Linked DNA regions of Mus musculus: all the other regions are linked to region 1. A link is a loop called in an ENCODE intact Hi-C map of the cell type or tissue named here. Cell type or tissue: heart. All regions are shown on one strand. Links, peaks and the distances in the headings refer to the core of each region. The heading gives the core; the rest is flanking DNA.

Region 1 (5,328 bases), core at 690-4,689:
GCCGCCCTCCCGCCGGGCCGCGCCCGCTCGCCCGCTCGCCTCACTCACATAGCGCCTCAACTTCTTCTCGGGAGGCGATTTCCTCAGCCAGCCGGTACACACCACGTCGTCGCCGCCGCCGCCGCTCATGTCGCCGGCTAAACTGGAGCCCGCCGCCGGCTCGCGCGGACAAGGGCGCGGGCGCGGGCTGCTGGGTCAGCCGGCTGCCGGTGCGCGGCTCGCGGGGGAGGGGAGGGGCCCGGCAGCCCCGGGGCGAGGACGAGGCAGTGAGGCGCGCGGGCCCGGCTGCCTGCGCGCGCTCGAGTTCCACCCCCCCCCCCCGCCCTCCGGCCGCGCGCGCGCGCGCGCACACACACACACACACAGCCCCACCAGGGCGCCTCAGCAGGCGGGCGCTCGCCACGCCCACAGCCCCGCGAGGTCCCCGAGGGCAGCCGGCGCAGAGGCCAGTTAGCCTGGACCCCACAGGCCCGGAGGCCGTGAGACGAGCTGTCGCCAGCAGCTGCGTCCTCAGGGTCTTGGTGGCTGTTGTTGGTTTTTTCCCCCCTCTAAGCCTGGAGCTGCAGGCGGGGTCGTGAAGACCTCTGGGTGGTGCCGGTGCTAGGGTGAGGGAAGGCCAGAGGCTATCCACCCTAGGTCGAACGTTGAGCCTATGCTCAACCCCTCTTCCCCAGCGTCGTGGAAGAGTAGGACAGAGATCCAAGGACTGCTCCGGTTTCCTGTCCATTCCCACAGTTTCAGGTTTCAGTAAGTCCGATTCTGGCTGAAATGAGTCCTGCTTCACTGTAAGTTAACTCTCACATCTCTAGGCCAGAGAAGCAGCAAACAGACATACTGTGTGCTGGGAGCTTACTGCATTCACCTTCCACAGCGATTATCTTCACTGCCTTACAAATTGGATAGGTCATAATTATACCCATTTTACAGATAGCCTGAAGCCACACAGCTGACACAATGCAGGCCTTTCTAATCCAGGTGTTTTGGGAGGAGGGGAGGGGAATCTTCTCTCCTGTTTTTTTTTTTTTTTCCCAGAGTGACATTACTGCAGTAATGTCTGTAGATCAAAGGGTGCTTGGGGGGGGGGTGTGGGGGGACTGGACGGGACTAGATCTTATTGCTGAGAAACAAAGTCCAGCTGGCGCTCTCCCATAGTGCCTCTGGGAAAACTGAATCCAGTAAAAGGAAACTGTAAGTTTTGCAGAACACAATGAATTGGAAAACAAGGAGGTATAAAAGAACAAGAAATTGTGATAAAAATGTCCAGAGTTTCCACTCATTGACTTTATAAGAGATCTCTCCTATATAAATGTGAATATAGAGATCTTTTTCTCACTGGCTTGTGCTGAGAGGGTTGAGATAAAGGACCAGGAAGCAAACACCCAACACCAGTGCTCCAGGGGGAAAGTGGAGGAAAAAGAAAAGCAAAACCAAAACCTTTGGTAAGAGTTCTTTTTTTAACTCACAAAGTACCTTTCCAAACAGCATTTAAAAGGTAGGTTCCCTTCTAGTTTCTCATGAAGTTGCTTAGTAACCCACTTTATCAACAGGGAGTTGTGTGGTTGATGCATGAACCGGAGAGGCAGCATCTTGCAATGCCTCAGCATAACCTTTGTTTTCTGGATTATTTTAGTCTTCTCTCTGGGTGCACCAAAGCTAGTTATTTTAGATAGTTGGACATCTTTTAGTCTAACAGATTTTGTTTGGATTGGGGAATCTTTAACCATTTCAATTATAAAAGCTGATTCCTACCTGTGCTTAGCAATTCTAGTCACTCTGAGAGATGAAGGGACCTTTGACCCATTCCACTGACCTTCAAGTATCCAGAGTAGCTCCACAGAACATGAAGCTAGAATGCTTAGGCTGTATCTGGGACCATAATCACCCTTGACTTTTTAATTTAGGGATTCTTAAGCCACCACTAGAATTATGGCCATTTTAAAACCTCTGGCTCCCAGGACCTTAAACACTTTGTGAGACATAAATATCAAAATACTTAGTCTGCCAAGTCAACCAGGAGGCAGTGACTCCCAGTCACAACAAAGCAACCCTGATTCCATTCACATTTGAGTCCTGGTGCCAAATCTCCAGGATTGCAGCCTGAGAAATCTGCAAAGACTGGCTGCACCTAGGGTTGTGATGGAAGTCAAGCAGACATATGCCCTACCCTCTCCTAGGAGAGCGGGAATACTAATCCGAGAATTGTGAGATTTAAGACACAGGCGGGGAGACTCATCAACTATTAGTCTGGGTTGGTTTTGTTTAGCAAAGACGGGTTGTTATTTTTAAGTTCATGAAATTGGCAGTCTGGTGTTATGTGATCAAAAACAGAAAGGGTCTTGAAATATAACAGTTACAGAGCTCCGGTTTGGGGAATCTTCAGAATGTCCCAATCCTTCTCCAAAACTCAGCAGGGGCTACACATAGTGCCCCTGCTCTTCTGCCCTGACTTTCATTGTCTGTCCTTATTAGTGGGTGCCCAGAGGTGCTAGCTGCACACAGGGAGCATGACTGTTGTTGGGCTCCCTGGCTCTGTCTTCAGACTCTCAGAAGTGCGTGAGGCCTGGAGACAGCCCTTGGACAGAATGTTCCTGTCTGGACTTTCACTATGTCCTCTCCATTCGCTGTTGTGTCCCCAGCCCCCCATCTCCCTAGAAAAAACTGGAAAACAAATTATGTGAATGATTTATTAACGTGAAGATGGGCGCCATCTATTGGAAATAGTTAAAATGACACCGACCCCTAAGCCCTGCAAGGACATGCTTCGCTAGATTGTAATTTAGGCAATTTTGATTAAAGACCACTGGTATTTCCTAAGAGGAATTAATAGCCAGCCCCAAGAGTTCTTTGGGACATTAATCCCATATTCCCATTAAGTTCCCAGGAAATGAACATTTTAGGGGAGGTTGTCATGCAGAGATTTAAAACAAGCACACATTGTGTGTGTGTGTTGTGGGGGGTAGGGGTGGGCAGACACCACCTATGCCTTGTTGCCATCTCCTCCACAAAGCCTGGGCTCTAATGGGTGAGTGTGGCTTTGAATGTTATGGGAGGCAGCCTGCATTCGTGCCTGTCTCAAAGCTGAGGATTTGTGGCCAGCAGCAGGTGCATGGCTGGTGGAAGGATCCCAGGAATGGGTTGAGAGAGCTGGAAAGAGCTGTCCTCAACTGCACACCAGGCTGGAGTGATTAAAAACCATTCTCACGAGGCTTGACGTCAGTCGTTGGCCTGCTAGTGGGGTTGGATGTTTCTGCCTTTTCTTCCCTTCAATTGAGAAGACAGGTTCATTTCAGAGCAGAGTGCTGCCTGTGCAGTCAGTGTGAGCAGATGAGCCATCTCAGCTGGTGACTTTCGGGACACACACCTCTCAGGGATGTTTGTTGGGTGCCTCCTGGTTGTTTAGAACCAACTTTATTACCCTCATCAACTTACCATCTGATTACCCAAGGCTGAGGATGGTGGGCTTGGGGTGTGATTAAGACTTAATTTGGTTTCTTCTCTATGAATTGTTAAATAAACTTCTTTGAAAAGCTTAAGCTAGTCCAGTTTTCCACTCTTACCTTTGTCAATAGCCATCACCAGCCAGGCACCATGATGCATGACTTTAATCCCAGCACTCTGGGAACCAGAAGCAGGTGTGTCTCTGTGAGTTCAAAGCCAGCCTAGTCTGCACAATGAATTCTAAGACAGCCAGAGCTACATAGTGAGCTCCTGTCTCAAAAACTGGAAAACAAAACAAACAAAGGACCATTGTTACTTCTTCTGTGGTATTAGCCTCCTAGGACATGGCTTCAACAGCGCTGAGGATGACAGTGTTACTGGAGTCATTAGATGAAAACCTAGTCCCTGGCAACCTTAGCAAGCTACAGTCATCTGTCCTCATATGACAATAAAGAGACCATTAATGGTGAAAAGCTGAGAAAGGAAATGTATCCAGAGTGGCCATACTGAGAAACAAAAAGCTACAGTGACCTAACTCCTAACCCCAAGTCCTAACCCCAAGGAGAACACTGACTTGAGGCTTAGGTTTAAATAGAGGGTAAAAGGCATAAGTAACTAAGTTACTTCTACTAATTATAGTTATAATTCTAACTAACCAGGTGTGGTCCTATCAATCACCGGCCAATCATTGTCTTAGCTCCAGTTTATCTTGGAAGTTGTCCCCCTGTATAGACTCTCTTGCTAGGAAGCAAGTCCCTTCTTTGGCTAACACATTCTTCCTGCATGTCTTCATTCCATTGTTTTAATGATCTGATAGCTCAAAGGAGGGAGGCATATTAGTGTTTCTTTAGATTATCTTTTGCTATGGTGGCCAAAGCAACATCACTGTTACACAGATCCTGCTGCAAACCCACTTGCCACAGTCTCCTAAAACTACTGGGCTCTACAAACAAGGACCAGCTCCTTACCTGCTCCACAGAGAGGCAGCTCAAATTAGACCTTGAAGACACGTCAAGACCCACTTCCCCAGCACTTACCACACTTTCTTTACTGCAAACAACCAGTTATGAGTTCCTTGAGGGCAGGAGTATATCTTAATTTTTGAGGCCAGATTCACAATACATGGTCATTCCTTTAAAGGGGATGACAAGGATGACTGTGGACTACTGGGAACACCCAGAATCCTAGAGAAGTCCTACTGTAGCCACTGCCTAGATGGACAGGCTGAGCAGATGCAGGGGCCCCTGACCCATGAAGATGACTGTATAGCTTAAGAGTGTAGTTTAGGGCTACAGAGCTGACCTAATTAACAGCTGTAACTCTTGAGGAGTTTCAAAATCCACAGTTCCTCTGACCTTTTGGCTTATACCCTCAGGCTCCAGAGAGCCAACTCTGTTAACCTTTGGTTTCCAAATCCAGTTTTCTTCCTCTTAGGGAGTAAGCATTGAATCTTTCTGGTTATTCTAATGCCTGGCTTTACTAACAGTACTTCAGTTCTAGCACTAAACTTCTCTACTCTCACAGAACTAGGAAAGGAGGAGAAATCACATCCCCTGATTCAAAGTGGCTTCACTGAGCATGAGCAGAGATTGCTCTTTTGGGCGTGATGGCTCATGATGCTTGTAATCCAGCACTCAAGAAATAAACAGCAAGATTGCCATGGGTTGGAGGCCTAAGCTATGAACTGCTAGGCTTGCCTGGCCAATGGCAAGCCCCCCCACCCCCAAGGAAACACCACTTCCCCTGCACAAGTTGCATTCCATACTATGTAAGTCTGCAGCTTGTCGCTCTGTACGTTTCGTTTTGTATGGAATTAAAAAGTCCTCAGTTGATCCCCCGACCTCATTTAGTACTTCTTTCCAGGTTCCCAAGATGACTGGCCCAAAGCTT
Region 2 (4,000 bases), core at 1-4,000, 94 kb after region 1:
GAAGCAGCAGGCTCACTGTGGACTGGAAGGCAGAGCTGCACAGCTGCTCTGGGACACGCTTAGTTTCTTACAAAACAAACATACTCTCGCTGTGAAGCAGTGGTTGTGTCCCTTTGCATTTTACCCACAAGGGCTGAAATATCATGTCTGTATTAAAAAGAAAACTGTATAGGGATGTTTATATCTGTATTATTCATAGTTGACAAAACTAGGAAGCAACTAAGACACCTTTAGAAGGTAAATAAGCTGCTGTACACTCGGAGGCTGGAATACAGAGGAATCCAGCACGTAAAAGAAAAGAGCTGTCAATCTCAGGAGGGATATGGACGAACTCTGAATGAGTTCTACACTTCAGCCAGTCTAAAAAGGCGTCATATTGACTGTTTCAACTAAGTCATGTACCTCACAATTATGTTTTAGTGAACCAAAGACTCCATGTACAATATAGATAGTCCCCTGAGACTGTAATGGGCTGGGCACGGTAGCTCATGCCTATAACCCCAGCTAAGGAAGTTAAGAAATAGGAGTGTAAGGTAAGCTTGGCTACAGGGGGCATTGAGACAGTTTGACTGCAAGAGACCTGTCTTATTACTTCTCTATTGCTGTGCTAAGACTCCACGACCAAGGCAACTTACAAAAGAAAGCATTGATTTTAGGGCTCAGTGTTTCAGAGGGTCAGAATCCATGACCATCATGTCGGGAGCATGGCAGAAGGAATGGCACTGGAATGTATCTGAGAGCTTGCATCAGAGCCACAGCAAGTGGGGGAGGGGCGACACATGCAAGCATGCAAATGAGGAAGCTAATTAGGAATGCGGTGGGCTTTTGAAACGTCAAAGCCTGTCCCCAGTGACACACAGACACACGCATCCCTGAAAACATGGACCCCAAAAATGGAAGGTCTTTATTAGTGGAGAGAGAGATTCATGATGTATTTTCTTTCATGGAAATCTCTAATAAAAACAAAAACCAGAACAAGAAAACAAAGACACCAGCAAGCCACAAATGCATTTCAGGAAAGACCAGCTCAAGAAGAGCCTCAGGTAGGTCTTTCAGAAGGGACTCAGAAGTCACACTGTCATAGGAGATGTCTCAAGACCACTGGACTATGAGAATGTTCCCTAGAAAAATAATATCAATTTGTAGGAAATGTAGGGAGACTTTCTCCACAATCTCCCAGGTCCCTACTGTCATTCACTCATGATTGATTTCCTACACAAACCAGACATAAGCTACCTCGTTAATACCTACCACTTTTTATCTCCTTTATAGATTGAGTCTCAGTGTAAGATTTTATTTAGACAAAACCTTTGGGCAAATATATATGAAACTAATGCAACAAATGACATTAAAATCTTTCCCATGCTACTCTATGGGCCAACCAACCTCTCCCTGGTCATATAAAAGTTATCAGAGCAAAACACTTTCCTAGGTTATTCTGCTATTAGAAGCTAAAAAAAAAAGCATTGAAAGAAACAGGAAACTAAGAATCACCAAACATTTTAGGATGCGTAGAACCAGTGACCTTTTTATTTTTATTTTTTAAATCAAGGTGTAAAACCCTTTGCTTCTTTAAGGATTTCCAAGAAAATATTAAACAAATGTTTTGAATTGCCTCCCAGTTATCTGTTCTCACAGCAGAACAAATATAGCTGAGTAGTTTCAGTCTCGAGGGACTGCTGTAGAAAAACCCACACAAGTCAGCTGTCTCCCTGTGAAGTGCAGGGAGGAGAAGCCAGCAGCAGCGAGCTAACCCTGGAAAAGAACGCAGTCTGTGACGGAAAGTTTACTTAACCTCCACGGCAGCTGAGCGAACGCTCACAGGCTGGCTACTCAGCCCCTTTGCTTTTCCTGTCCTCTACTCTGTCCCCTCGCCCTCACTTCTGTTTCCTCATAATCCCAGAATGGAAAAGTTGAGAATATAATGGGTAGAGCAGCAGCATGCCACACAAGCCTGAAAGGTCTACAGACAAAACTACGTGCTGTTGCCTGTTTATTCCAATCTGCAACTTCTCTTCAAGATCATGAAGGAAATGTCGAATAGTACCCATCTTCACTCACGCTCCATGCCCGGGGGGTTTGGGGGGGGGGGGGGTGTTAATCTCAATTGAGAGATTCCAAGAAGGCTAAATTGATACCTGTAACCCCGATGATGGAGGCAGGGGATCCTGAGGGCTCCCTGGACATCCAGTCTAGTTAAAACAGTGAGCTCCAGGGTCAGAGAGACACCCTAGCTCGGAAAATAAGGTGTGGAGGTGATTGAGGCATGCACACACGGACATAAGTTCACCACACAGGTGGAGGTGAGGGAAAATTCTATACTTTGGAATGCTTTATTATAATGTTTCATGATACAGATATAATAAAGATTCAAAAGGACCTGAGCTATAACAACTTAGACACCACTGCTTAAAATGGAAATATTAAGTGTTAGGTCAAATGCCATGCATAACCTGTTTAGGGTAAGATCAGTACTAGAGTCCAGGTTCTCAGACAGCAGTCCAATTACTAGTACTTACACTCCAGCTTGTTCCTATAGTGCTTGCTTTTCCATAATGCTATGATGAGGGCAATGGTATTCAGAATGATTTTTTGTTTTGTTTTCTTTTAGATGTGGTTTCTCTGTGTAGTCCCGGCCAGTCCCGGCTGTCCTGGAACTCACAGACCAGGCTTGCCACAAACTCAAAGATCTGTCTGCCTCTGCAAGATTAAAGAATTAATCCGTGTGATTAAAGTACTAGGATTAAAGGTGTGCACCACCACTGCCAGGCCCAGAATGAGTCTATAAAAATCATTCCAAAGAGCCGGGAGTGGTGGTGCACGCCTTTAATCCCAGCACTCGGGAGGCAGAGGCAGGTAGATTTCTGAGTTTGAGGCCAGCCTGGTCTACAAAGTGAGCTCCAGGGCTATACAGAGAAACCCTGTCTCGAAAAAATAAAAACAAACAAATAAAAACAAACAAACAACAAAAAAAAAAAAACCATTCCAAAGTATAGAATTTTCCCTCACCTCCACCTGTGTGGTGAACTTGTGTCCGTGTGTGCATGCCTCAATCACCTCCACACCTTATTTTCCGAGCTAGGGTGTCTCTCTGACCCTGGAGCTCACTGTTTTGACTAGGCTGGATGTCCAGGGAGCCGTCAGGATCCCTTGCCTCCATCACCGGGGTTACAAGTATCAATTTTTTACATGGGTGCTGAGGATCTGAACTGGGGTCCTTACATTTGGGCAGCAATCAATTTACCAAGTGAGCCATCTCCCTAGCACCAAAGTATAGAATTTTGAGCATTTAAGGACAAACCTTGCTATGCAGTCTCCAAGGATTTACAGTTTGGTAATAGGGAAATAAAAGATTCCTATCCATCTGTGCTTAAATAGGCTTCGGGAAGTGCTACAGGAATTTGTCCTGACAAGTCCTTAGAGGGCATCGTAGAATGAAATGAAGACCAAGGGGAACAGGAGTGGCAGAGAACTGCGCTTCACTTTGCCAAGCACGTTGTTAACAAGACTCCCCCTGCCTAGCCACTCCAGTAAGTCCAGCCTCCTTCTGTGTTTCAGTTGCTACAAATGTGTATCTTGGTATACACTGAACTTTCTGCCTTAGGATTAGGGCCATCTGCATTCCAGAACACCCACCAACAAGAACACCCATGCTCAGCTGAGAGAGGTTTCATCCTGGCAACTGTTGCTGCACAGGAAAGGAAGTTATGAGCTCAGACTGTAAACTGTCTGCTTTCCTGCTGAGCGGCTGAGAAAGAACAAGACAAATAAAAGACAAAAGGGCCTGCTACTCTTCAGATCAGCTGGTGAGGCTTGGGGATGCGGGGTTGAATAAAAATAAAGTCTTTCTTTAAAGGAGGAAAACAATGTTAACAAATAACAAGCAGGCTGAGCTGTGGCACTTCATACCGGGTTTCAGACACTGACCAGTGCCGTAGCCTAACACACTTCTCTTTATCTGACATTTCTGTCTTCTATTAAAATTAGCTCTTTCAAAGTT
Region 3 (5,328 bases), core at 685-4,684, 220 kb before region 1:
TCAAAACACCTCCCTAGGACTTTGGACTGGGACAGGTAGGCAGTTCCTGAGGGAAATGCCATCATTCTTCGGGTGGTACACTTTTAGTTATATGTGGCATAGCTTCTTTCCTACCCTGACTGACCCAAGAGGCCCCAATCACACCCCACCCCCCAGGAAAGAATTAACATTCTCACTCACAGGTTCAGCAGACCAGCTGGCACTTTCCCCACTGCCTCGTGCCGGGTACTCGTAGGTCTCACAGGAAGAAGCTGTGATGAAGGAAGAAGAGAGTTTATACTCATGCTGAGCCCATGACTCTCCTGTCACTGTCCAGTGTGGCAATTCTAATATTCATGTCTGTTCCAGTGTGGGTGTCTGCAGAGGACATCCTGACTTTAGCCCTGGGTTCTTCTAATATCTCCCAATCAGCCCATTCTCACCTCTGGGAATACTTTGGTAATGGCATTTACACTAATTACATATGTTGGTTTTCTTTTTCCAGCTTTGAAAAAGCTTTGAAGGGCAGGGGTGTGTTGTGTATGTGTTATACAGTTCCAAAGCACAGGCAACTGCTCAGATCGCCTGACTGCCGGCAGAGTTCTAAACTGGATGCTTGGCCCCATAGACCCAAGGCTCGTCTTTGCTGCTGTCACAGTAGGGGGATGAGAAAGATCTGCAACCTCTAAAGACAGCTTACTGAACAGAGGAGGTATGCAGAGTTGGAATTTATCTGTGATAAGTGAGGACAGAACTTAGCGGCTTCAAGTCCAGGTTCAGAATTCAACTAGAAATTCTATGACATGAAAATACCATGAAGATCCCATTTTGTATTATTTTCTTTAACTTTGTTTTTCTTCTAATTTTTTTTACATTTTTGGTTTTAGTTTTAAATAAACAAAATAATATGATTTGAGCCTCCAAACCCAAAATATCAACATCTCCAAGGTGGAGTCTGCTATACCTCTGCCATGGTGGGTGTCATATTGACAGCTAGGCGGAGGATCAACTGCTAAGGAAATTGCACAGAAGATGCATCAACTGCTATCACTGAACTAATTAGTCCTTAAGTTTACCTTGGCTTAGGGGTGACCATGGGCTAGCAATATACTGAGAATGCCTGGCCCACCTCCCTGGCCCTCTGGTCTCAGCTCCAGATTACACTGACCTCGATGGAGTCGGCTGTTGTCCATTGCAGGGAGGGTATTGCGCCTGGGGATAGTAGCAGCTACAGATCTGCTATTTTCGCTGATTGGAGGTCTTTGCTGAATGCTGCCCCATTGAGGTGTTTCTGCCTGACTTGGCTTGGGTGGCCGGGGTGGGGGAGCTATGGCTGAATCTCCAGGAGTGGCCACTGTCATGGCATTGTGGTTCTTGTCCAGTGTGAAAGTTCTAGGGATCTGGTAGGCTGAGAGAGGAGTGGTTGGGACATCCATATTGTCCACAAGGAGGTCTCCAAGTTCCCGACACAGGGTGTTGCTGGGCATCTTGAAGGTGTACACATCCTCGTTATCAGTCTCAGACCCTGTGAGGCTGCTCTTGGTGTGGCCATGGGAAGCCAGGCTCCGTGGGAGATCATAAGTACTGTCTTTGAATTCTGTATTGTGTCGGCTTGGCTTGGGAAGGCTATAGAAGCCATGGACTTGACCTCCGACGCCGTTGATACAGTGTCCATTGCTCTGGGCAAGTTTTTGCACAGCTGTATCACTCTTCTGCCGGGTGCCCTGAGAGAAGCTGGCACTCCTAAAGGAGAGACAAGAAGGGGACAGTGAGAAGAGGACAGAGGATGTTCAATGCACGCAGCTCGTTGTTGTGGGAATACTGAGGAGTCAGGCAGACCCCAGTTCTTCCTAGTCCCTACCACATATTAACTGTGTAATCTTAGGACTTTTACTTTAGGCATCTCCAAAATAGTAATTCAAATCATCTGAAGATTCTTTAGGAAGTCAACTCTAGTGTATTTAGCAGGTGTATGCTCCAGCAATGTTAACCTTTTTGAGCCCCTGGACTTCTCTGTGGCTGTTCCTAGCAGAGAATATGGTCATTCCTGGGCCCCAGAGATGCAAATAAACAGTCATACTGATAACCTGCTCACTCTCTGAATGACCAAAGAGCACACATATGGCAAGTTGTGGGAGAAAACAGAAAATCTGAGTTTTAGTTTTTTCTCTTTAAAGTCCGCTCGTGGGCACTGGTGCTTGTATTTTAAAGAACCAATTTAAATTTAAGCTATAGGCTTTATCTTCTACCAGGAATCATGGTTTGTTGAGAAGAATCTGGTTCTCTCCAGAAATCTAAAACTGTTGGTAAAATGACTTCCATTTGAGAACTCTAGTAGGGTAGAAAATGGTATTGCTTTTATTCATTTTAAATGATGGTACTGGGAAGCAAGGCCACCTTTAACGACAGTAACAGTGAAGGGAAGTTTATACTTAGTCCTAGCATTGCTACCTGTGAACATCAGCATGATGTTCTCCTAGGTACGAGACCTAGTCTTAGTTACAACCTGGGTCAGAGGCTCTGTAAGCCTTCCATTTCACAAGAGTGGTTGTTAAACTGGGTTCTGCATAAGTACTGTGTTAAGCTGGAGGATGAGTAGCAGGGAACCAGGCCTGCTTTCTGTCTCTGATGATCCTTCGGAGGATTTCATCTGAGCGGGAGACAAGGGAATCAACCCTCAGCAGTAGTTCTGTCTTTTGTAGACCAGAGGTATCTTCAGAAACCTAGTAAGCTCTTGGAGACTTTACCAGAATAAGGTGCAGGTTCACACTCACACCTCTGTGTTCTCCTGGGTGATGTTTGAACTGAGAACCACTGGTGGATCATCATCTGCTTTCCCTTAGCTCCCTCGCGAGGAACTTGCTATTTATAGATGTGGCCACCAGGTGGTAGTAGAGAACAGTGCCTAGAAGTTTAAACAGATGAATGGAACCAAGTATGCTGGCCAGGTTCCCCTTAACATGGGCCACTGGTGGTCCTAATATTCAGTCCCCCCAAATTTACCAGCCCCTCTACCTAGGTTTTTGTGTTTGTTCTCCCTTTCCAGTCACTTCCATTCACATAACCAAGCCAAGAGCTAAGGCCCAGGATAGATAAACATCACAGCTGAGGCAGGAGAATCAATGGCAGGTACAGAGTGTTCATATTTGTCCTTGGTATGTTTTATCTTATTATTGTTTTTGAATTTCCAATTCTCATTAGATGTCTTAATCTGATTTTTTCATTCGACAAATACTTGTTGATGTCTTCCTCCCCATCTAGGCTAGACACAATGGATACAGAGGTGTTGTGTGCTTAGAAATCACAGGAGATGCCATCCCTGCAAATTACCACAGTCAAGTATGAGTCTGTCAGTGGCCACATATTAACCTTTCCTGGTGGGGTCATGTTAGAAAGGCCTTTTCACAGACATCACATCTGAGTGAGTCGAGAAAAAAGAACAGCAAAACAAAATAAAGGCATTTCAGTTTGGGGCCAAAGATGTTTAAAACAACTTGGCAACTTTAAGGCTCTCCATGCTGCTCAGGCTGGAGGAAGCATGCTGGAAGGCAAGGCAGACAGAAACACAGATACTGCATCTCATGCACATAGAATCCAAATTACCAATCTCATAGGAACAGAGCATAATGAGGCTACCAGAAGCTAGTATTGTAATAAAATCATACAATAGTATCTGTTAATTTAAAAAGTGGGGTTAGTGGGATTTAGCTATATAAAGATTGCAGTTCAGGAAGACGCCCCAGCAGTGGCAGAACCTCCTAGGTGTGTTGTTCTGCAGTAAAAATGAACATTTTCCAGAATGCACCAGTCACCTTCTGTGATGGTTTGTAAATTCTTGGACCAGGGAGTGGCACCATTTGGAGGTGTGGCCTTGTTGGAATAGGTGTGACCTGGTTGGAGTAGGTCTGTCACTGTGGGTGTGGGCTTAAGACCCTCACCCTAGTTGCCTGGAAGTCAGTCTTCTACTAGCAGCCTTTGGATGAAGATGTAGAATTCTCAGCTCTGCCTGTTCCATGCCTGCCTGGATACTGCCATGTTCCCACCTTGATGATAATGGACTGAACCTCTGAACCTGTAAGCCAGTCCCAAGTAAATGTTGCTTTTTATAAGACTTGCCTTGGTCATGGTGTCTGTTCACAGCAGTAAAACCCTAAGGAAGACACCTTCCTTCTTCAATTCATTTCTGCCTTGACTCTGGTCTTGGGAAACCAGAAATGATGATGATTACCCATAATGATTTTTCACATGTTCAGGTCTTACCCAATCTACTCCAACTTATTTCCTTCTGATTTTTCTTCTGGATCAGAGTGCTAATGACTGACCTGACACTTACTTTCTCAGACTTTAAAGAAGTTTGTTATTGGGCTGGCGAGATGGCTCAGGGGTTAAGAGCACCGACTGCTCTTCCGAAGGTCCCGAGTTCAAATCCCAGCAATCACATGGTGGCTCACAACCATCCGTAATGAAATCTGATGCCCTCTTCTGGAGTGTCTGAAGACAGCTATAGTGTACTTACATATAATAAATAAATACATCTTTTTTTTAAAAAAAAGAAGTTTGTTATTTTTTAGCTGCATAATTTTTATTTCCTCTTTTATACATTTTCATATAGTCATGACTCACACTGTACTGTGATTTTGCTTTTGTTCTACTCTACTAGACTGTAGGTATATTAATGATGGAAAGTCCACTTTGATTTTTAATGAATATTTCTCCCCACCCTGTGTGTGTGTGTTTAAGATAGGGTTTCTCTGTGTAGTCCTAGCTGTCCTGGAACTTGCTTTGTAGACTAGGCTGGCCATGAATTCTCTGCCTCCCAAGTGCTGGGATAAAAGGCATGTGCCACCACTCCTGGCTTAAGTATATTTCTCATTTAAGGGAAAATAATGTGTAAATATTTGTAAAAAGATTAACTACCACTTAGCATTTTAATGACCATCTGTCACTAGCAATCTTAAGTCACTTGGACCATCTTCCAATCCCAATCCCAGATGAGCCCGTTCTATGAGTATGTGTCACAGACGTTAAAACATGAGATGACCCAGTGTATCTTGTTTTATGTTGAAGTCTTTGATCTCCTTGGACTTGAGCTTTGTGCAAACTGACAAATATGGATCTATTTTCATTTTTCTACATACCGACTGCCAGTTAGACCAGCACCATTTATTAAAGATGCTTTCTTTTTTCCATTGTACATTTTTGGCTTCTTTGCCAAAGATCAAGTGTCCATAAGTGTGTGGTTTTATTTCTAGGTCTCCAACTCTATTCCACTGATCGATCTGTCTGTCTTTTTGCCAATACCATGCAGTTTTTGTTTTTCTTTTTTATCACTAATCACTATTGCTCTGT
Region 4 (5,328 bases), core at 567-4,566, 340 kb before region 1:
TGTGTGTTAGTGTATGTGTGTATATATGTGTTTGTGTGTGTGTATGTGTGTATATGTGTGTTTGTGTATGCGTGTATATATGTGTTAGTGTATGTGTATGTGTGTATGTGTGTATATGTGTGTTTGTGTATGTGTGTATATATGTGTTAGTGTATGTATGTATGTATGTATGTATGTATGTATGTATGTATGTGTGTATCTATGTGTGTTAGTGTGTGTATGTGTGTGTGCACACAGGGCCTCATCATTGCCCTGTGGTGCTCTACCTAGCTGAAGAGCTGTCTCTTCAGCCCCGACTGGAGAAGTTACCTGAAGCCAGAGGACTGGTCAGCTTCGGACACTTCCTCCTTTCTGAGGTTTTCTGGCCAGTAGAATCAGATATGGCATCTGTAAGAGCAGAAAAAAATCCCGTGCCTCTGAAAAGACTCTGTTTCCCTTTCCTGCCTCATTTCTTTCTCTAATCCTAGAGTTTTCCTGAATCCAAATTTAGGACTACTATCTCTCTTTCTGTGCCTGTGTGTGTACATGTGTGTGTGCATGCATGCAAAGGTCAAAGGTCAACCTTTCACGTCATTCCTCAGGAACCATCCCTCTCTATCTATTTGAGATAGAGACTTTCTCTCTGGGACCTGGGGAATCACTGATTCAGCTAGGCCGGCCAGTCCGATAGCTCCAGGAACCCTCCTGTTTCCAGGTGTTCAGTGCTAGGATCACAAACATAGACTATTACACCCAGCTTTTTATGTGGGTGCTGGCGAGCACACTCAGGTCCGCATGCAGCAATAACATTACCAACTGAGATATCCCCTCCCCCAGCTCAATCTACCTTCTGACATGCCACAAAGGCTGGTCTCATTCTATCCCGGGTTTTCTGTCTGCCATGGAGACCTGGAGTGCATCCTGGGCAGGAGTCTGCTGGCCGGGACCTGGTGGTACAGACACCTCTTAGTTATGGCTCCCATGTGTTCAGCACACTGGGCAGTGGTGGGCACACCTTTACTCCCACCTCTCAGGAGGCAGAGGGAAGTAGATCTCTGTGGTCAAGGCCAGCCTGGTCTCCAGAGCAAGTTACGGGACAGCAGTGCTCAAAAAGCCAGACCAAACAAAAACTCAAACAGCAGCAACAACAGCAACAACAGCAAGCCTGTAAGCCAGAAGGGACGGGTACTTGGGGAGCCCCCGCCCTTGGATCTAATGTGCAGAGGCCTTAACATATGACAGCCCCTGAGTTTTCTGACTGCAGCAGAAGAGGCCCAGGAGTGACCTGGCCTCTGGGTCAGAGGCAGCAGGCAGCTGTTGCAGAGGCTCCGGGGCCTTTCTGGCTATTGTCCATGGCACGCTGGAGTCAGCCCTCCCAGACCTGACCGCAGCAGAACACTTTGTTTGCCAGTTCTCACTTGGTGGCCCTAGGCTTGGGCACTAAGGCAGAGAGTAATGCCCTTAGGGGCTTGAGTGTGGATTCAAAGGGAGTTACATAACCAGGGCTGGAAAGGACTTCCTCTGGAGATTTCCAAACCTCTCGGTTTGTGAGTGGCATCCTCCTGCCTCATGGCCTTGGGCTGGATGCACTGCGCAGAGTCAGCCCTGGAAGAATCTCTCCCCAGAAAATGTAAGAAACCATGATACAGGGCTAGCAATGGATCAATAGAACACCAATTAAAAGGGCACTTTTTGCTCTCTCATAGGACCTGCACCCACATGGTATCTTGAAACATCTGTAAACTCCCTTCCCCTTTCCTGATCTCTGCAGGCACCAGGCACACGAGGTGCACAGACATACAGACAGGCAAAACATTCACATATATAAAATAAGATATTTAAAAAAACAACCAGCCAAAAACCTTATTTATTTATTTATTTATTTATTTATTTATTTATCTATTTATTTTGATGAGATCAAGTACAGAGCCCCTTACATGTTGTGAATCCCACCCACCACTGAGCTACATCTTCTGGCGCCTTAATTGATTTTGGTTTTAGTTTTGGTTTTCTCTGAGACATTTTACTTTGTAACCTAGGCTGGCTTGGAACTCATTATGAAGACCAGGTTGGCCTCCAAATGGTGGTAGTCCCACTGCCTCAGCCTCCTGAGTGTGTTGGCATCACAGCTGGAAGATTCTTTAACATATCGATTTTGAATAGTCCATTTTGAATGCTCTTTTCCAATTTAATTTAGGAAACAATTTGATGCCAAGTCTTTACTGGCTGTTATAGGTTATCCTAGGCTACTGTGTCCCGCCAACAGTTCTGTTCTCAGATTGCTTGATGGAAAGGTACTCCTGTAAAAAGGACTGTTGGGACTTGAACATGACAATACCCATTATGACTGGACTTCCAGCCCTGGCTTCGGGGCTCTTTGTCCTGTACAGAGCTGTTCCAGTTCAGGATACTGTTCCTCTGTTCATTTCACAGCCAGGTACCCAGATTGAAGAAGTGAGCTGTGTGCGTTAGGAGGGAAGCAGGCAGCATCGAGGTAATGTGATTTCGGGTAACCTAAAAGAACTATTGATTGCCTGCAGTCAAGTGTACTAGGTGCCAAGGGGACACAGCTTTCCTCTAGCTGGCTGGGCGAGCTGCTGAAGGAAGAGTTGGCCTCCTGCTGAAGCAGTCATGACAAGCAGAAGCCTGGCAGGTTTGTCCCTGGGTAGATGGATCACCTGATACAGACACTGGGGACCAAACGCTGGGATTGGCTCAAAACAGGGCTGTGTTGCTCCAATGGTTGGGCTTTGGCATCCTGTCAATTTGCTGTCTGCTCAAAAGCCTAGAAATAGCGCTGGGGCAGTCTGCCGGACTCTGAGGAAGGAAGCAACCATGCAAGTGCTAACGAAACGCTATCCCAAGAACTGCCTGCTGACAGTCATGGATCGGTACTCCGCGGTGGTGCGGAACATGGAGCAGGTGGTGATGATCCCCAGCCTTCTGAGGGATGTGCAGCTGAGTGGGCCTGGGGGCTCGGTCCAGGACGGAGCCCCTGATCTCTATACCTACTTCACCATGCTCAAGAGCATCTGTGTAGAAGTGGACCACGGGCTGCTGCCAAGGGAGGAATGGCAGGCCAAGGTGGCTGGCAACGAAACCAGCGAGGCTGAGAACGACGCTGCTGAAACGGAGGAGGCCGAAGAAGACAGGATCTCGGAGGAGCTGGACCTAGAAGCCCAGTTCCACCTGCACTTCTGCAGCCTCCATCACATCCTTACCCACCTGACCCGGAAAGCACAGGAGGTGACGCGGAAATACCAGGAAATGACAGGGCAGGTTCTGTAGGTCTTTGACTCTTCTGAAGGTAATGGTGGCCGTGCTAGTGGGTTATACTCCATAAAGGGTGTTCTGAGGGAGGAGATAAATGGCGGTTTAGCTTAGTAGAAGGAGGCCAAGTGAGCCCTCACATCAGGGTATTGGGACTATCACTTGGGAAGGCCCAGAACTGAGCCTAACTTCTCAGCCTTCTCACCCAGTATTGAGAAGAAATGACCGTGACCTCCTACAGAGGACAGAACTGTAGTCTCTGAACACATCCCTCCTGAGTGTGTGTGTGTGTGTGTGTGTGTGTGTGTGTGTGTGTGTGTGTGTGTGTGTTTGGAGTGGGGGTGCATGTATGTGGAGGTCAGAGGACAGACAACATATGGGTCTGAGGGGTTGAACTCTGATCATCAGACTTGCTGGCAGGCATCTTCATCTGCTGAGCCATTTGGGGCATACATGGCGTGCTCTGGGGTGTCTGCAGAGGTCAGAGGATGGATCTGTGGGGTCAGTTCTCTCCCTCTGGCTTTAATGTGGGTTCCAGGGATGAAGCGCAGATCTCCAGGCTCGGGAAGATGAACTCCACCTGCTGAGCTATCTCACCACCCCAGACTCAGTCATAGCTACTCTTCCCCGGCTTCCTTTCTCCTTTTTATTTTTTAATAGGGTCTCTCTATAAAGCCCTGCCTGACCTGGAAACGTAGAGATTCTTCTGCCTCAGGTTCCAGAGTACCAGCATTAAAGACATGCACACCATGCCCAGCTTTTATGTTAACTTAAAAAAAAAAATCTGATTATAGCATGGGCTGTCCCCAGAGTTGAGATACATACACTCTAACTCCAGGGCATGCGCCACTCCCAAACCTTAAGGCCACTGCTGCCATAGATCTCCTTTGCACACTAAATGCCAGCATTGCCTCAGTTGCTGCAAAAGTTCTGAATAAACCTACAAAGATGAGAGCTTTTTTAGATTTTGGTTATTTATGTTTTGGAAATGGAGTCTCACTAATTGTCCAAGTAGGTCTCCAACTCGGGAGGCTCCTGCATGTCTCCCAAATTCTGGGATTGCAGATATCACTGTGCCTGACTGCCAAAGATGAGGTTTGTTGCTTGTGTTTTGCAAGTGAAGAACCTTACCAAGGGAGATGTATTTGTGTAGATGTGCACTATGAATTCTGTGTGTATGTGCTCGTGCCCTCTCAACAACACAGGGTATGTAATCGCACGTTATCACATGTATTCACACGTTATCGCACGTTATCTCATGTTATCACACGTTATCACATGTTATCGCACGTTATCACATAGGGGCATGTAGGTGAGCTCCACCGTTTCTAGGTTGCAACAGGACAAACAGCAACTATTTTGATATTTGAATTATTCCAGTCACATGTGGGTGTGGAATCATGTCTTTTGGGAATTCCTGAGCCCATGTGCCCGTGCATAGAGGCTGTGATTGTGAAATGAAAATAAACAGCAAGCAAACAGGTCATGGTATAGAGCAGCACATTGTCGGAGAAGGGCCTAGACTATGGGTCCCTCCTAGGCGGGGATTGGGAGAGATCAGATTACAGCGTCTGCTGGTCACGACCATGGGCCACCTGCCAGCCCCATTTTATTATAAACTGGCATCAGTTATAGACCACCTTGCCTAGGACTGAGAGACTAGATTTGTACCTCTGGGGTGGGTGAGATGGCTCGGCTGGTAAAGGCACCTGTCACCAAGTCTGACTGACAACCTGATATTGATCCCTGGGGCTCACATGGGAGAGAGAGAATTGACTTCTGCAAGCTGTCCTCAGTCCTCCATGTGTGCACTGTGGCCTGTGCACTGCCTCCCACCCCACCCCAACATAAAAAGAATTGCACCTCCGTTTACTAGCAAGGAAATGAAAGTTAACTGAGTGACTCATCTGAAGTCACATTGTAAAGGGACAAAAGCCAGGTATACGGTACATGGTATATGGTACATGGTATACAGTACATGGTGTACGGTATATGGTATATGGTACATGGTATATTATACATGGTATATGGTACTTGGTATACAGTACATGGTATATGGTATATGATACATGATATATG

Evidence for each region. Hi-C counts contacts between places; a loop is a spot of excess contacts. Peaks named below come from ENCODE experiments on the same cell type or tissue, not always from the same donor. Only the 100,000 strongest peaks of a DNase experiment are listed, where the experiment ranks them.
Region 2: it touches region 1 in a loop (2.1-fold over the local background); 32 of 42 quality-filtered maps call a loop at or near these places.
Region 3: it touches region 1 in a loop (5-fold over the local background); 28 of 42 quality-filtered maps call a loop at or near these places.
Region 4: a loop joins it to region 1, with 4 times the contacts of the local background. A loop is called at or near these places in 2 of 42 quality-filtered maps.

Annotation. Positions count from the first base shown.
Region 1 is chr7:97,076,627-97,081,954 of GRCm38, reverse strand. It overlaps Gab2 (growth factor receptor bound protein 2-associated protein 2), which reads right to left and starts at 204. Exons shown (of 10, transcript NM_010248.2): 1 at 49-204. The coding sequence starts at 129. In heart, for the core only: a CTCF peak has its summit at 2,718 (motif pointing left); a DNase peak (open chromatin) is centred at 2,594; H3K4me3 peaks cover 292 bases; H3K27ac peaks cover 302 bases.
Region 2 is chr7:96,983,763-96,987,762 of GRCm38, reverse strand. All of the region lies in intron 5 of Nars2 (asparaginyl-tRNA synthetase 2 (mitochondrial)(putative)), which reads right to left. Among named protein-coding and RNA genes, the nearest start is that of Nars2, 34 kb to the right of the region's middle. In heart, for the core only: no CTCF peak of the experiment used is centred there; a DNase peak (open chromatin) is centred at 1,752; H3K4me3 peaks cover 639 bases; H3K27ac peaks cover 2,441 bases.
Region 3 is chr7:97,295,222-97,300,549 of GRCm38, reverse strand. Gab2 (growth factor receptor bound protein 2-associated protein 2) reads right to left here. Exons shown (of 10, transcript NM_010248.2): 4 at 1,148-1,722; 5 at 181-251. Among named protein-coding and RNA genes, the nearest start is that of Usp35, 34 kb to the left of the region's middle. In heart, for the core only: no CTCF peak of the experiment used is centred there; a DNase peak (open chromatin) is centred at 2,869.
Region 4 is chr7:97,414,990-97,420,317 of GRCm38, reverse strand. Thrsp (thyroid hormone responsive) reads left to right here and starts at 2,768. Exons shown (of 2, transcript NM_009381.3): 1 at 2,768-3,286. The coding sequence starts at 2,815. The coding sequence ends at 3,267. It overlaps Gm32945 (a long non-coding RNA gene), which reads right to left and starts at 1,665. Exons shown (of 3, transcript XR_378347.2): 1 at 1,007-1,665; 2 at 827-926; 3 at 174-387. In heart, for the core only: no CTCF peak of the experiment used is centred there; DNase peaks (open chromatin) are centred at 1,367, 2,727 and 3,227.